2 separate regions of the Homo sapiens genome follow, and region 2 is linked to region 1. Evidence: read pairs that join two places in POLR2A ChIA-PET (ENCODE). Cell type or tissue: GM12878. All regions are shown on one strand. Links, peaks and the distances in the headings refer to the core of each region. The heading gives the core; the rest is flanking DNA.

What was found. ChIA-PET counts read pairs that join two places held together with the same protein. Peaks named below come from ENCODE experiments on the same cell type or tissue, not always from the same donor. Only the 100,000 strongest peaks of a DNase experiment are listed, where the experiment ranks them.
Region 2: POLR2A ChIA-PET joins it to region 1 with 12 read pairs; 2 of 35 experiments call an interaction of 5 or more read pairs at or near these places.

What each region holds. Positions count from the first base shown.
Region 1 is chr2:202,077,620-202,080,569 of GRCh38, forward strand. The region is part of intron 2 of KIAA2012; the gene reads left to right. Among named protein-coding and RNA genes, the nearest start is that of KIAA2012, 5.8 kb to the left of the region's middle. In GM12878, for the core only: no CTCF peak of the experiment used is centred there; no DNase peak of the experiment used is centred there.
Region 2 is chr2:202,298,604-202,301,499 of GRCh38, forward strand. NOP58 (NOP58 ribonucleoprotein) reads left to right here. Exons shown (of 15, transcript NM_015934.5): 13 at 1,631-1,764. Among named protein-coding and RNA genes, the nearest start is that of SNORD11, 7.0 kb to the left of the region's middle. In GM12878, for the core only: no CTCF peak of the experiment used is centred there; a DNase peak (open chromatin) is centred at 1,348.

The sequences.
Region 1 (2,950 bases), core at 152-2,651:
AACGGACATAGTAGATTAAAAGAGGAGGAGAAGCAACTCAAAAGGGACTTCGAATTAAAGAAAATGAACACACTGGGCTCAGTGCCTCACACCTGTAATCCAGCACTTTGGGAAACAGAGGCAGGAGAATTGCTTGAGCCCAGGAGTTCAAGACCAGCCTGGGCAACATAATGAGACCCTGTTTCTATCAAAATAAAAATAATACAAATTATTTAAAAAGAAAAGAAAAGGAAAGGAACACCTCAGAAGCTTCGGAAAATAGAGTACCATCTGACTATGAAAACAACAGCCTGGCAAGAAACTTTTAAAATCATAATACCCAGTGCCAGGACAGCTATAGGGAAACAGCAGTCTCACATGTTAGGAGCACAAATTCACATGACATTTCTGGAGGGCAATTTGGCAAAAGCCTAAAAGGGGCTGATACCTTTTGATTCAACATTCCACTTTTAGGAGCTGGCCCTAGGACATAATCAGATGTATGTTCAAAGATCTATGCAGAAAAACATTGACTACAGGGTTCTTTATTACTAGGCAAAACACTGAAAACAGTAAATGCCCAGCAATGGAACATTGATCAAATGAACTCTGGTAAATCATGTAATGACCTGGGTCAAGCAATGAAGTCATGTGTTAGTCATGAATAACATGAGAAAATCTGCACAATGTTTTTCTTTTGTTTTGTTTTGAGACAGGGTTTCCTCTGTTACCCAGGCTGGAGTGCAGTGGCACCATCACAGCACACTGCGGCCTCAAACTCCTGGGCTCAAGTGGTCCTCCCATCTCAGCCTCCCCAGTAGCTGAGACTACTGGCTCATGCCACCATGCCGGGCCAATTTTTTGTATTTTTGTAGAGATGGGGTCTAGCTCTGTTGCCCAAGCTGGTCTCGAACTCCTAGGTTCAAGAAATCCACCCACCTTGGCCTCCCAAAGTGCTGGGATTACAGGTGTGAGCCACCATGCCTGGCCTGGAATGTATTTTTTTAAAGCAGATTACAAAAATGTATTCATATAATAAAAATACCAGTGTTCATTAACTTTTTTTGAGTAGTTGTGTTATTTTTGCCACTATTCTAAGTGCTTTCCAAGTATAATTCATTTATGCTTTCTAATAATCCTGGGCATAAGTACTATTATTATCCACTTTAAAGGTGAGGAAATAGAAGCACAGAGAACTCGAGTGACTCACTCAAAGTTATACAGCCAAGTAAATCACTGCACCAGAATGTGAGACTAGGCCACATAGAAAACATCACCTCTCTAATATAAATCTGTTTTTAAAAAAGTGATTATTGACCGGGTGTGGTGGCTCACACCTGTAATCCCAGCACTTTGGGAGGCCAAGGCAGGTAGATCATCTGAGGTCAGGAGTTCGAGACCAGCCTGGCTAACATGGTGAAACCCCGTTTCTACTAAAAATACAAAAAATTAGCTGGGAGTGGTGATGCACGCCTGTAATCCCAGCTACTCAGGAGGCTGATACATTTCTTTTTACCAAATATATTTTTTAAACTACGGGATTTTACAAATAAAATAAAAATCTATAGCTTTGAAAGAGGTAGACAGTTGACCCTGGAAATCAAGGTGAGAGGCTTCGGGGAGGAAAATGGAATGGCAAACAGTGCTGCAAGTTGAGTCCACCAATAACCACACCATCTGTCCATTAGGGTGAGTATTTCTTTGTCCAAATAGGATAGTTCAAGAGTTTAAAACACTACACTCAAAGTCAAAGAGCCAAAGTGAGGATGGAAAAAGGGGTAGAGTAATAGTGCTGCTCACGGAAGGATCTGTTCTTGGCTGGACTGTGAATCAAGAAACCTGCATGACTCAGGCCCCACCCAGACCTGTAAGAATACAGGCTGTCGCAGAAAGGTGCAAGTCAAGGTTTAAAGCATCTCACAACACCTCCAACTCCCTGGATCTGACAGCACACATGTGGCAACCCGTCTGGAGTTTATAGCTCAGCATACATCCACCCTTGAACTTTCTTGATGGCCCAACTCCTTACGGGTAAAGATAAATGTTAAGTCAAGAAATCAGAGGTCAGCATTCTTAGACTTCTGGATACACACAAATATGTCGCTTGGTTGGTTTTTTGTTGTTGTTGTTTTTTAACAGAAGGAAATCTTGTTTAGCATTTCCAAAGTTGAAACCATTCTTCTTGAGGCCTTTAATTTATTCAGCTTCCCATTATTGAGACATCAAATAGCTATAAAACCTAAGTAATCATAATTTGGGGTGGGATAAATACAAACAATGTGACATTGATTAAATAATGTATTTAAGATAATGTGTTTTAAAATTCAGTTCACAGGGCATTTTACCTGTATAACCTCATTCAATCTGCACAAGCCTAAGAGCTAGGTGCTAGCATTACCTCCGTTTTATAGGAAGGAAGCCTGGGGCTTGACATTAACTAATTTGCTCAAAATTACAAACCTAAGTGGTGAAGCTAGAATTGGAGACCAACAACGGATTCCAAAGCCCCACGTTTAACCCCTAGATGGCTTGATTTTGAAAACTCCACATTCCCCAGAGAAAAAGAAGCATCTCCCCAGCTTTAACAGTATGTTTAAAAAGTGGATCTGAGTCTTTCAACACATCCATTAAGCTAACCCTTTGTAATTCTAGGAAAGCAAATCAGATTTTTATTAAAATTAATTTGGATGATAAGTAGCATTTCTATAATAAGCTATATATATGATCCAATACACTCCTGTTTCTCTAGGTTTTATGTACTTCATTCATTTGTTCCCTTGTATAACGAATAGAATATTTATAACAATGACTGGGGCCGGGCACGATGGCACACGCCTGTAATACCAACACTTTGGAAGGCTGAGGTGGGCAGATCACCTGAGGTCAGAAGTTCAAGACCGGCCTGACCAACATGGAGAAACCCCGTCTCTACTAAAAATACAAAAAAATTAGCCAGGCGTGGTGGTGCATA
Region 2 (2,896 bases), core at 323-2,822, 220 kb after region 1:
GCCTGGGCAACAAGAGCAAAACTCCGTCTCAAAAAAAGTTCATTCAGAGTTAATCCCTACAGAAACCTATTTTGTAAAAAGTATAAAGACAGAAAACAAGTCTAAAGATGGCTGAGGCATGACAAAGCATTCAAACTTAACTATCAGATTAACAAAAGATTTGTATGTGGAGGGGTATTTGGGTTATTATTTGAGGCAATGCTCAATGCTGGTGAGGTTGTGATGATGCAGGTAGAATGTGGCACAGCTGTTCTAGGAAGCCATTTCACAGTATGTATCAAGATTCTTCAAAATGTTCCTAGTCATTAACCCAATAAATTATACTTTCAGGAGTCATAATCCTTCAAGATTTTTTTTTTTTTTTTTTTTTTTTTTTTGAGACAGTCTGTCTCTGTTGCCAGGCTGGAGTGCAGTGGCACGATTGCGGCTCACTGCAACCTCTGACTCCCCGGTTCAAGTTATGCTCCTGCCTCAGCCTCCCGAGTAGCTAGGATTACAGGCATACACCACCACATCCAGCTAATTTTTGTATTTTTAGTAGAGTCGGGGTTTCATCATGTTGGCCAGGATGGTCTTGATCTCCTGACCTCGTGATCCGCCCGCCTTGGCCTCCCAAAGTGCTGGGATTACAGGCGTGAGCCACAGCACCCGGCCTCCTTCAAGAATTTTAATAGTAAAATCTTATAAGTGGATGAGGAGAGTAATTAATATATAGAACATTACCAATTATAAATACATATTTAAGTATAATTTAGTGTTTTCTGGAAAGAAATCAAATGTGTTTCTGTGGGCATTCACATTTTCTTTTTTGTGAATTTTCCAAGCTTTCTACAATAGCCATACATTCTGCAATATTTATAGTCTATAACTTATTATCTCTAGTTGACAAACATGGTTCTTTGTTTCTTAAATTATAAATGTCTTTAACCTAAAAAAATTAAATAGTCATTCAGCTTACAGGTCTGCTTAAAAAACAGAACATTTTTTAGCTTGTTTTGAACCAATTTTTTTAATGTTCCTGTGCAATTAGTACTTTTTACTTTAAACATATGCACTTAAAGCATCCATTCACATTTTAGGCACTCATTTCAGTATTTTCTTTCTGCTTACATTAGAACAAAAGCAAATGTTGGGTTCTATGGAATCTTTTCCATGTGCATGTATTTGTATCCTTTCTTGTTCTTGTGATCTTGTGATGAAGACTTCTATACTAAGCTTGGTTTAGATTTTTTGTTCTGCTTTTTTTTTTTTTTTTTTCCCCCATTGAGCAGTGTTCTGAAAGTTGGATGGTTCAGTTTTCACTTTCTAGTTAGGTGTGAAGACGTTTTCTCCTTTCATTTCCCCCATGCTGATTGAGTGTTTTCCTGTACCATAGTAACTACATTGATTACTAAATCAGAATTCATTTAGCTCACCACATCTCTTGAATGTGATTGACCTACTTGAAAAATATTAATACCTTTAACTTTTGGAAACTATTAGTCTTCATAAACTACCCCAAAGCCACTAAAATGAAACAACATTGTGTGCTTATGTAAGTATTATCTAATGGCATTTTCTTTATCTCTTGAGAATTATTTCAATTCCAGATACTTGTTAGAGATTTTCTAAAACTTTTTGGGTCTTTCAGTGAAGTGAAGACTTACGATCCTTCTGGTGACTCCACACTTCCAACCTGTTCTAAAAAACGCAAAATAGAACAGGTAGATAAAGAGGATGAAATTACTGAAAAGAAAGCCAAAAAAGCCAAGATTAAAGTTAAAGGTTAGTTTGAATTTTTTTTTTAACACAACTTATACTCACTTCTTTAGAACTGTGGATTTTGTGAGTCTTAAAAGTACATGCCATCCCACTTTATTATAAAACTGCTCATTGAACGCTAATGGTGTTTTAATAATGCCATTATGTTCTCTGGGAATATGATATTGTTAAATTTATCAGACTGCACAGAGGAAATGTGAGAAGTTTAGTCAAATTAGGTATTTTACTAAGAGTTCCAAAACTTCATTTCTCCTACATGAACTATTTGGAGAATTAAGAGAAAAAAGGAACGTGTTTTCTAAATTGGTTGTTGAAAATTTTTTGTTTTATAGTTAAGAATGAATACAGAATTGATGGAACAGTGATTTTCTTCATTGTTTCTCTTACACGGAGCGGACTGGAAGGAATACATACTGGTAGCCTGCCGTCATAGTTACAATATCTAACAGGTGCTCACCAGTTAACTAGGCTGTCTTGTGAAGTTGATAAGCAGGCGCCCCATTATTAGTTACACCTGGGTTTATTGAACACCTACTAGCAAGTCTAGCAGAAGAGTAAAGCATTAACACAATGATTGCTTTAACTTGGTTTCTAAGTAGCTTAGTGGTCAAAAGTATATGATCTACAAATGTGGATAGTATACTTGATAGAGAAAACAAACAATTTATTTAACTTTTATGCTTCTTTTTATTGAAAAGTAAGGAGATCCCTAAACCCACTAGTAGCATTTGAGGCACCAAACTCTGTCCTTTGTATCCTCAATTGTGTATCCAATAAGCTTTTCCAATTTATTTGTCAATTTTTCATCCCACAATTTCCCCCCTCTTTTTTTACCCCCAAGACAGAATCTTGCTCTGTCACCCATGCTGGAGTGCAGTGGCATGATCTTGGCTCACTGCAACCTCCACCTCCCAGGTTCAAGCAATTTTCCTGCCTCAGCCTCTTGAGTAGCTGTGATTACAGGCACGCACCACCACGCCCAGCTAATTTTTTTATTTTTAGTAGAGACAGGGTTTCACCATGTTGGCCAGCCTGGTCTCAAACTCCTGACCTTGTGATCCACCCACTCCGGCCTCCCAAACTGCTGGGATTACAGGCATGAGCCACCACGCCCAGTCCTCTCCCATTTTCTATA